2 separate regions of the Homo sapiens genome follow, and region 1 is linked to region 2. A link is a loop called in an ENCODE intact Hi-C map of the cell type or tissue named here. Cell type or tissue: HepG2. All regions are shown on one strand. Each heading gives the region's core, and the rest is flanking DNA. Links, peaks and the distances in the headings are about the cores only. Region 1 overlaps HMGA2 (high mobility group AT-hook 2). Region 2 overlaps HMGA2 (high mobility group AT-hook 2).

What was found. A loop is a pair of places that touch in the nucleus more often than their neighbours do. Peaks named below come from ENCODE experiments on the same cell type or tissue, not always from the same donor. Only the 100,000 strongest peaks of a DNase experiment are listed, where the experiment ranks them.
Region 1: it touches region 2 in a loop (4-fold over the local background); 5 of 110 quality-filtered maps call a loop at or near these places.

Annotation. Positions count from the first base shown.
Region 1 is chr12:65,960,121-65,965,495 of GRCh38, reverse strand. It overlaps HMGA2 (high mobility group AT-hook 2), which reads right to left. Exons shown (of 5, transcript NM_003483.6): 5 at 1-2,251. The coding sequence ends at 2,204. Among named protein-coding and RNA genes, the nearest start is that of HMGA2-AS2, 14 kb to the right of the region's middle. In HepG2, for the core only: a CTCF peak has its summit at 2,191; DNase peaks (open chromatin) are centred at 4,225 and 4,555.
Region 2 is chr12:65,893,953-65,899,335 of GRCh38, reverse strand. The region is part of intron 3 of HMGA2 (high mobility group AT-hook 2); the gene reads right to left. Among named protein-coding and RNA genes, the nearest start is that of HMGA2-AS1, 14 kb to the right of the region's middle. RefSeq lists enhancers at 961-1,727, 1,728-2,495, 2,496-3,263 and a silencer at 2,253-2,547. In HepG2, for the core only: no CTCF peak of the experiment used is centred there; a DNase peak (open chromatin) is centred at 3,035; H3K4me3 peaks cover 2,741 bases.

The sequences.
Region 1 (5,375 bases), core at 1-5,000, 66 kb before region 2:
GAAGCAGCTGGAAGAGAGATGGTTTTGAGTTTCATTTGGCTTCAGTACTAAAAGCCATACTGACAAAAGCCGTCATGAGAAACTACCTCCTGGCCCAGTTGATAATACCATGTTAAAAAGTCAGCACACTCACTAGGAGAGAAAGGCATAAAAACTCTACATAAGAAGCGTTTAAAATAAATCTGGTTGAGACATATTACAAAAATCACATTTGTGTAAAATACATGAAAATATTTGTCAAGCATTTTCTTATATTCAACTAATCTTAAAAACACATATTTTTGATTGCATTATGCAAAAGCAGGGCTTGTTGCATCTCACCTACAAAGCTTCAAGTTTCTTTGAAGGTTGGCTTTTATTTTATTTATTATTTACTTATTTTGCAAAAGTATGTAAAAACGTGTTCCTTTCTATCAAATGTCTTTTACAAAAATAGTTTTGACTAGGGTTAGCTGCAGTTTGAACTATTTCAAACATTGAAAAAACAAATGAATGCTGCAAGTAACAAGTTCATTCCTTTTGAAGTCTGGAGGTAGGTCTTTGCAAGTCAATTAGTCCATCTCCTTAAAGAATTCATTTGAGGTACAGACTTGGAGGGTAATATTTAAATATTACAGTCAAATCTTGTGTGATGTGTAGTGTGATTGAGGAAAATTATCCTTAAGAACCTAGGAGCGACTTGGTTAAAAAATTTTCAAGTTAATGTAGAAATCTAGCAGAGAAGCTGAAACAAGTATTTTAAAAATTTTTAATTAAAAAAACATAGAAAAATACATAGTCATGCTGAAACACAGTAAGGAGATTGCTTCTTTAACTGTAATTAAGTGTACAAAAAGAACTGCAGATGATTAGAATCACCTACCCAGTAAGTTTTTTTCTTGCATTGCTTGTGTATAGCAGCATGTAATAAGTACTAGACTGTAAATTCGTTGTAACATTCAGAGGTAGTATTGAGTAGTGGGGATATATTGCATCTCTGGCTAAAAGTGCAGTTTGAATGAAGAGATGGTGAACTCAAGCCGAAGAAAAGCACCTTGGTCAACCATCTTATGTCAAAACGTATTACTTGAAGTAACACATATGCTTAATTTGAGGTAAGTGGTATTCAGGTCTTTCATGGAAACTGATACACAATGAAAAGAGAGAGGGAGAGGAAGAGAGAGAGAGAAAGACACAGAGAGAGATTGCCCCCCCCTTTTTTTTTTTTGCTTTTTAAATTGATGTATAACTATAGCAAAAGAAATTTAGATTTCGCTCCTCCCACCTCATAATTAGGTGAGTTCATCATGCATTATTCTGTTGTACCTTTTCATTAAATTACAAAGAGGATAATTTTACTTGTCTAGTTTCCTTAAATGCTCTGAGGCTGACAAGTGTTATTTATTGCTAAATGGCATTTTGGCTCTGTAGGAAGTAGATTTCCTGAAAATGAAGTGTTGTCCTGAAAACAAGTGCTGTGAGTAAATTTATTACTCCTGCTGATATGTGTGATATCCATAAATAGAAGAGTTGGCAATATTTGTTTGCTTACTTCCCTTTTTGAAAAATGAACATAACCTTTTCTAGTTTGTTAGCTGAATGAAAGGATACATCAGCATTTCGTCTCATTTAGAAATAAAAAGTTAAAAATCATCAAGTAAGTGTCTACAAGATTATACGAAAAAGAGAAAGTAGTATCTAGTCCTTATCTTTGGTGTTCTAAACAGAGGATTCACTACAGGGAGTGGGTTGGGGTGGTATTTGAGGTGTACACAGTGTTACACACCGCGTTCTTCCTATATGAATGCCCGACGTCACAAGTGTGACACGTTTCTTGTTTGCATGCAGTGCAGTGATTGACTAAACCCAATTCGGTTTTTCTCACCCGCCCACTCTTGCTTATCAGATCAACAAACTATTAGTAGGTTAAGAAAAAAGAAAACAGTAATTAAAAGTTGCATTGTTAAGCTGTGTCCCCTGTGTTTACAGCAGTTTTTCACTAAACCTGGGACTGTGAAGGGATTACAAAGAAGGTGATTAATATAGTCCTTTTTAAGGTTATGTGATTTCTCCCCACCCCACCCCCCCCTCCCCCACCCCACCCCACCCCACCCCAGATGAAAGTGGAAAGACCATGGCAATACAGAATAAGTGGTCACTGCAGTGTCTTCTCCCTTCAAAAGATCCAACTGCTGCTGAGGTAGAAATCGAACGTTGGCGCCCCCTAGTCCTCTTCGGCAGACTCTTGTGAGGATGTCTCTTCAGTTTCCTCCTGGAACACACAAAGGGCACAGCCATGACGCTCAATCGTTATACTGTGTGGGCTGCTCTTGCCAACAGTGCAGAGGTAACCTGTTTCCACAGCACATTATGCTTGCCTCAAAAGAGGATGACGATGACTGGCGAGCCCTCATTCCCAGGGCTTCTTAAACCGTAATTGAGGAATCAAGGTGTTGTTTTTTCCCAGAGCGGTCATTAGCCACTGTTGACTTAAGGCTTGACATCATGGCGGCTGGTCAGCAAATTCAATTGTTTGCTGTCCAGAGAATGTCAGGGCAATGCACGCTTACTCACCAATTAGAAAAAAAGTAGGAATGGATAAATTTTTCCCGACAGCATGCCATTCATCAGTTTTAAAAACCGGCACACAAGAAAAATAGAGTTAGGGGGATCCTTTCTTAAGGTATAAATGAACCCACCCTCCAGATACTGGTAATAATAGCTGGTATTTTTAGAGTGCTTACCAGATGCTTAGGCACCTTCTGTTAATATTCCTGTTTTACATCTGAGAAAACCAAGGCACAGACAAGTAATGTGCCCAAAATTACAGGGTGTGTGGGACCAGGATTTGGGTCGGGTTGGTACTGGTGCCAACACCTGTGTGTGACCCCTACACCACTGTGCAGAGGCAGTGTGAGAGCAGGGGCAGAGCTGACAACGAGCCTTCCCAAATCCATTTCCTCCCCCTTGTATTTATTAAAGCACATTTTGAGACAGTGACCCAAGTTCGGCGTTAACTGCTCAATCTCAATACTAATCCGCATCGACCAAACATTTGATGGTGGGCTAGCCAAGCAGAGAAAATCTAATATATATGTTTTTGCAAGGCCCCCTCTTCATATAAATCTAACTCCTCCTTCCCTTTTCCTTTTTCTGATTCCTTATGGCTCTGGAATTTGTTGGGGTTTCTGCGAGCCGGCTTGAGCCGCAAAGTTCTCTTTCCTTTTGCTTATTTAACAAATGTGCAGTACCTTTCAGGACATGGGTGGTAAAGCGGAGACAATAAACATTTCCGATAAAAGCGTCGTTAGTGAGAGGATGATTTTTATCAAATGCTGCACATTGTCTCATAAGACGGCATGTGAAAAAGATCTGGGGGAAGAGGTAAACATTTACTCCTGCAGCAGACCGAGCCCCTTTAAGAATGGCCAGCTTAAAACAGCTTATAACAGTCTTCATACTTTAATAGATTTGATTTTCCACATGGCTTCATTTTGTCTGGGTGGCTAACCGACACAATTTATACCTCTCTTCCTTTCCCAGGTCACTACAGTACACCATTCAGTAAAGCATGCCTTAAAGCTTGTCTGCATTATATGACCAAACTTCCATTCATTAGTGTTTGAAACACTTCAGCTGTGAAGGGGCTCCTAAATGCTACCATGTGTGATGCTTTTGCGTAAAAGCAGCAAATGGGAGAAAAAAACCCCACAAGAATGGGCACTCACACATTCACATGAATGCACACACACACACATACACACACACACACACACACTCTATCCTGGGCTTTAATCACAGGCCACTGCATACTTCAAACCCTTTGCAAAAGGTTTCAAATATTCTCTTTCCCCCCGAAGACTGAGCGAGCTGTAAATCCTGGGAATAAACACACATACAAATGAATGGATTACAGCTTGAAAAATATAACCACGGCAGCATCAAGTCATGAGATTTCACACCGGTTTTGTTTAGTCTGCTTTGGGTTTTGTGGGAAAAGTGGAACGTATGAGGCTACCTCCCCTTTAACTCCCAACCCCCAAACTGTGGGCTTCACATATTTAAGCAGCAGGTTTATACCTCTTGACTAGGCAACAGGCCATGACCCTGAGATTCTCTGTGGAGCCCTGGCCACAAAGGAGGATGTAGCATGATCAAAGCCATGGGCAGACGAAAGAGAGACGAGCCAAAGATCAGCTGCCCTGTGACCCTGTCCTTTCACTTAATATTTAAATTCCAGAAAGTCACTAAGCTGTTAGGCAGATACACACCTCGTTTGTCCCCAGATGATTCACTTCTCATTCTGACATGAGGTGTGGACTTAGGTGACTACTCTGAAACAGACCACGGCATAAAAGCCAGCAAGTATATTTTATTCCTTCTTACGGTTAAAAAATTGATAGAACTCAGTCAAGCTGGCAAACCTCCTGGATTGTGCTGTAATTATTCAATTTCTAACTGTTTGATTTTTCTATACTATCCGGAAACCAAGGTACTTTCAAATCCGGAAGGAAACAGAATTTTCAGGCCATGAACTTAACAAAGACCTTGTACTAGATGGAATGTGATCAGCTTTTCAAAACATTCCCAGAAACTTTGCTTGATGTGAGCTGCTGAAACTCCTGAATTCCAACCCTTTAGACACAATTCAGATGAAAATGGTGGTAGGTCATATTGTTTCCTTAACTGTCCTTAAGACAATGTGGATAAGACAATGTGGATAGTTGTTTTATTAATGTATCTTTCTGCTGACCTTAGAATTCTACTAGTAACTATCAGTTAGTACTGGGAACATGACTAGGATGTCAGAGGGTGGAAGTCTCACTTCATTAAAGGTTTGGAGGCAATGTGGCTCTCACATGCTCAGAATGATGGTTTTCTCAAATGTCTAGTTAGTGGAGAGCTCTCTCTTCTTGGCATAGCCCTGGCTGGCCACCCTTCAAAGGAAGGAATGGTTCCCAAAGGGTTGATGTGGTGGGGCAGGTGGCTTTTCCCACCTCTGCAAACCTCAGCTCTCACCTTCCCAGTGACTTGGTCTTTGGTTACATGTGCGGATTCTGTACGACAAGTGTGCATTCAATGAAGAGAAGAAAAATCCTCCCTGTCAGGAATGAGGTTGGAAAACCCATTCTCAGCTCTCCTAAGTGTCATGGTTCGGCCAGACTTAACACAGGGTGCTTCTGTGGTGCAAAGAGGGAACAGAAACAGGTGACATGGAGAATAAGCAGCTGGCTCCGACATCCCCAAAGAGTCCTGTTTCTGTAACTGAGGAGTTGGTAGGGACCCCTGAGCTTCGATCATCTTTAATAACTTAAAAGACATGGATGGGGCCAGGTATGGTGGCTTACGCCTGTAATCCCAGCACTTTGGGAGGCCTAGGCAGGCGGATCACGAGG
Region 2 (5,383 bases), core at 266-5,265:
GTACTATAGAGAATAAATAAACATTGGAAAGGACTTGCTCCCAAATGTGTCATAAACTACAAGCTATGAAATATAAGGATATTTGGAAACATTTGGATATTCAACTAAACTTTTAAGTTTTCATCTGTTCGGAAGCACGAGTTATAAACTGACCAGAAGGCAAAATAGGATGAACACAGTCAGTGCCACTTGCTAGGCATCGTTGGAAATTGACTCCATTGTCTTTTAACACCAGAACCTCCCTAAGCCCCAGTTTCCTCATCTTTTTTTTTTTTTTTTTTTTTTTTTTTTTGAGACGGAGTCTCGCTCTGTTGCCCAGGCTGGAGTGCCGTGGCACGATCTCCGCTTACTGCAAGCTCAGCCTCCCGGGTTCATGCCATTCTCCTGCCTCAGCCTCTCGAGTAGCTGGGATTACAGGCGCCCGCCACCACGCCCGGCTAATTTTTTGTATTTTTAGTAGAGACGGAGTTTCACTGTGTTATCCAGGATGGTCTCGATCTCCTGACCTTGTGACCTGCCTGCCTCGGCCTCCCAAAGTGCTGGGATTAAAGGCGTGAGCCACTGCGCCCGGCCTCCTCATCTTTAAAATGGGAATAATCGTAACATGATTTGGCAGGGAGGCTAGGAGGATTAAGGATAATGTGAATCATGCGCTGGACATAGTAGGTGCTCATTGTATAGTGGCTACCACCAGGATTATAGTACATACAAAGGATATTTAAGCCCTTAAGGGCTGTTGAATATGTACTATAACCATATGTTTGAAACATGTGAATATCAGATAACACCGATATTTTAAAATGCATGATGTTTTCTTCACTGGGAAAAAAAAAGATGCCTCGTTAGCACCTTTCCAGGACTGGGTAATGGGGCCCTGTGGGAAACACTAGCCACTGCAGATTTCCTTGAGGCTGGGAAGCTCCACCTTTCAAGTTGCAAAAGTCTCTGAAAGATCTGAACCCTGAGTTTATGATTTACAATATGTTATACTGAACAGATGATAACAAAAAGCATTAATCAAAAAGCAAAACCTGAAAAAAAAAATGAATAAAGTGCTGCTCTACCGAAGGTAATGACTTTCTCTCCTCAAACTTTTTCCCATCCGACTTACAGCACCTGGATATTTTAAAATGTATTGAGGTAGGGATTTGGGGGCTGTTAAACAGCATCACGACACCTTGGCTAGACAGAAGCCTGGTGTCCTGTTTGTTATTTAGTTGGAGGCTGAAACTCATATTAAAATACATACACTTAGCCAGGAAGTCAAGGCAAAATTAAAATGAAGAATTAGCATCAGTGGCTGGTGGAAACACGAGGGCACTGTGCTATCCCTTCCGATGGATGAATCATTTAACTTTTTTTTTTTTTTTTGAGATGGAGTTTTGCTCTTGTCATCCAGGCTGGAGTGCAATGGCGCGATCTCAGCTCACCGCAACCTCCACATCCCGGGTTCAAGTGATTTCTCCTGCCTCAGCCTCTCAAGTAGCTGGGATTACAACAGGGGCGTGCCACCATGCCCAGTCAATTTTTGTAATTTTAGTAGAGACAGGGTTTTACCACGTTGGCCAGGGTGGTCTCAAACACCTGACCTCAGGTGATCTGCCTGCCTTGGCCTCCCACAGTGCTGGGATTACAGGCGTGAGCCACCACGCCCGGCCTTTCTTCTTGCTTTAGGACAAATAATAAGCATTGCTTTTCACCCATCCTCCCTTAACCTAACATTCCTTTTGACTTTTAAATCGCTGCTCTGCATGCTTGCTCACTCTGTGCTCTCCCTGACCACTCCTTTTTGTCCTTTTGCCTAAGCCCCAGTATTCAGATGGAACATAAGAAAATGCATGGCAAGTAAGTAGAATTACCTCTATCAGGATGCCTAATGTACTATTTATTTCCAAATTACATCAGAGATTTCCATTTAAAATAAGAAACTTTTTCCTTAATTTTCTCAGAAACTTAAAAATAATGCCGTTAATATGATCACAAGTTCTCTAGTTTGTACTGTCAGTTTCTTTTCATCAAAAAAACAGTGTTATGCCACAGGGTGACTATGGTCAATAATAATTTAAGTGTACATTAAAAAATAACTAAGAGTGTAACTGAATTGTTTGCAACACAAAGGATAAATGCTTGAGGTGATGAATACCTCATTTACCCTGATGTGATTATTAAGCATTGTATGCCCGCATCAAAATCTCTCACATACACCACAAATATGCACACCTACATACCCACAAAAATAAAAACTTTAAAAAAATAGTGTTCATCACCTAAAATAATTCTAATTTCACTTCTTCACTATTGCAGGAATCAGGTTTCAACTAACCATTTTTGCATTCTTTTGAGAAGCAAATAGGATACAACAACAGTGACGAGTTACCCCATTCAGTCTGGCATTGATAACACAGCCAGGGATATACCACCACAGCAGCCACATGAAGTTGAATTCTTGTGTTAAGTATTTATTCCCCCAGACTCATTCATCTCAACTACCAGATACTTTCAGTAATTAAATGCCAGCATGTAAGAAAGATCTCAAAATCAGATTCTTCATGCAGTATTCTTCCAACGTTTAATCAATTAAGAAAACACAGACCTCCCCGCAGGCTGTGAAGCTACTGTAGATCAGATCAGTATATAGAATCATCTTATGTTCAACAAAGGCCTTGCCATTGGCCATTGACTTACGAGTAGCAGCAAAGGTCAGAAGATCTGCTTCTAGAAATGGCCATGCTGCACACGCACACAAATGTGCGTTCATAAAAAGAACAGGGAGAAGAGGAGGAAGAAGGAAAAAGCAGAGAGAGAGAAAGAGAAAGAGAGAGAAAGCACCACACTCCCCCTACAACAGCAGCTTTGTGATCCCTCTGGTAATGTTACCCAGTTTTGTTTATCATGAAAAGATCCCATTAATGCCTCAGCCCCATCAAACAGCAGACCAAGTCCATGAATGGCACCTATCAGAGCCCAGGGCAAATCCAATGATTAGAGGGAATTCGCCAAAGGGCCTTTGTAGCTGAGAAAAATGCCTACTCCAGAGAGGAATGCAGAAAATTCCTGGGAGCACAAGCCCTTCTTTGTTGGCAGTTGGGCGGTATTCTGGAGCAAATAAAGGGACAAAAATGGGATCTCAGATGCAATGAACATTTGAAGAAAATGGTTTTCAAAGACCTCCTTGAAACATTCCTTTTCAAAAACCCCAAAACCATTAGTCTGATAAGGATGAACTACAGAACTTCTACTCAAACCACCATTTTATAGTATTGCATAACCTTGGAGATTCTCAACAGGAATATAGTTTTATTTAGATCTCCTTTGTCCTGCTGAGTTTCCTGGTTAAACAGTAAGCCAAAGTTAAAACTTTACAGATAAGAAAACACACACATGCAAACGCACTCCTCACTCACTCTCCTCAACTTTACTGACAGAATAAACTGAGATTTAGCATAACACAGAAGCATCAGGCAAGGAAATAGGAAAGCATATAATACTGAATCGAGTGTACTAGCTGTCCTCAGAGCGGAACAAAGCATAAAGAATATGCTGAGCTATCACCATTATCCAAATATGCATACAACCAACCAGAAAGAAGTCTGCTAGGCAGACTATGTAGGACAAAGAAGGTAAGTTAAGGCATAGTAGACATCAGTAAGCTTTGCTTTCATCTACTTCTGTGCACAAGGAGGTATTTGTTTGCTGAAACCCCCTAACTAACATATGGCAAATATAACATGCCTATATTGTTTTTATTATACAAGAGCCGGGGTCTACCAGAGCATGCAAAAGGAATGCCAGGTCTACTATACTTCTTTAAGTATGTTTCCTAGAGAAACAAAATCTTTCAGTTTTGTCTGGTAGGAAAAAGTTGCCACAATAGAGAATGAATCAGAACCTTTAGGTACAAAGGCTTTTAAAAACCTAAAGCCTCAGGTAATCATAAGGAAGGCATTTTGATACATCTGAGTTTCTCATTTTTCTCAAAAGGTTTTTTTTTTCCCCTTCTTAAGGCCCAAACAATTTTAATGACTTTTCTGCACAATGTGCCCCTAAGTGTAATACCTTTCCTCATAAATCTTGTTATAGACTTGCTTTATGTTCCATTTTAATGTTTGCTGGGTTGAGGGAGGAGCAAAGCAATAATCATGTAATTCTAGTTGAAGGTTTTCCTCCCCTTTCTCCTAGGCTGAAATCTAATAAAATATTATTTACTTGCATCTTTGGAGAGCTATTCACTAACATTTTTCAAAACTGTAGTAAAGTGATTGCAAAGGTGGTTTCTTTATTGCTTTGCAAATGTTGTTCATTTTACAATTTGTTTTAAATGCTGTTTTACTGGTACCGGTGGATTTACATTATAAAGCTGTATTAGGGTGCTATTTGGGATATACACAACAAATGCAAACCTTTGGACCGTGCTTCTCCACACTCACTTCTTATTTGCCCATGTAATCATATAAAACACTTCTCCCAGACTTCCCTTCCAAATAATTGAGCATACATAATTGTGGGGTTATTGCATCACTGTTTATGGCCAACTTTGCCCTTTCTAAGAGTTACTCCAATAAGTCTCTACCTTGGGGTGTACTTCCATAAAGTTTATACATCTGTGCACCAAAAGGGAGAGGTCAGCTTTACTTTTGCACCATTAAAGGTAGTTTTGCAAACACTAATGAATGCAATACTTTCTCAAATACAAGATGGCTTGAAAAGCAATTGCCATACTTTCCTGATGCATTTTGCAAATTTCCACCTATGTCTGGACTGAAAAAGCTTTATTATTAGAGTTCTTATGAATAAAATGCTTAGATTTGACCATGTAAAAATGATCCATTTGAAAGAAATGTCCAGAGCAGAAATAAATTTAAGCGCAAAACAAAATAAATGCTCTCAATGACCCTGATTCAGGATTCCCTATAAATGGAGTGTACATCTCCACCACTATAGAGTTCTCTGAAATCTTGCCAGATGCATAAATCCTTGAAACATCTTCTAAAAGATAAGAATGAGCTTGGAAAATAGATCATCAAAGAAATATGCAGTGCCTATAAAATAAACCACACACATACACACACAATTTTCATTTACCAGATCCTCTTCCACAAATCTAGCAGATGGTAGAGTTTTAAAACTAAGTTTTTCAAACTGCAATCTGATTTTCTATTTAAAATAGAATCCTTAACACGTTAGAAAAAAATGCAGTGAATATCATACAAACACCAGAGGCATACAACCAGGCTCACGATAAGTTGGCCAACGGAAGAAATGTATAAAATTTAATCAGAACTGTGCATTCAAAACCATTATAATACCAATTGTTAGCTAGACAAGTTTTTACTCCCCTCTATGTATCATTTCTTTATAGTACTAAAGTCTACAAAAAAAGTGA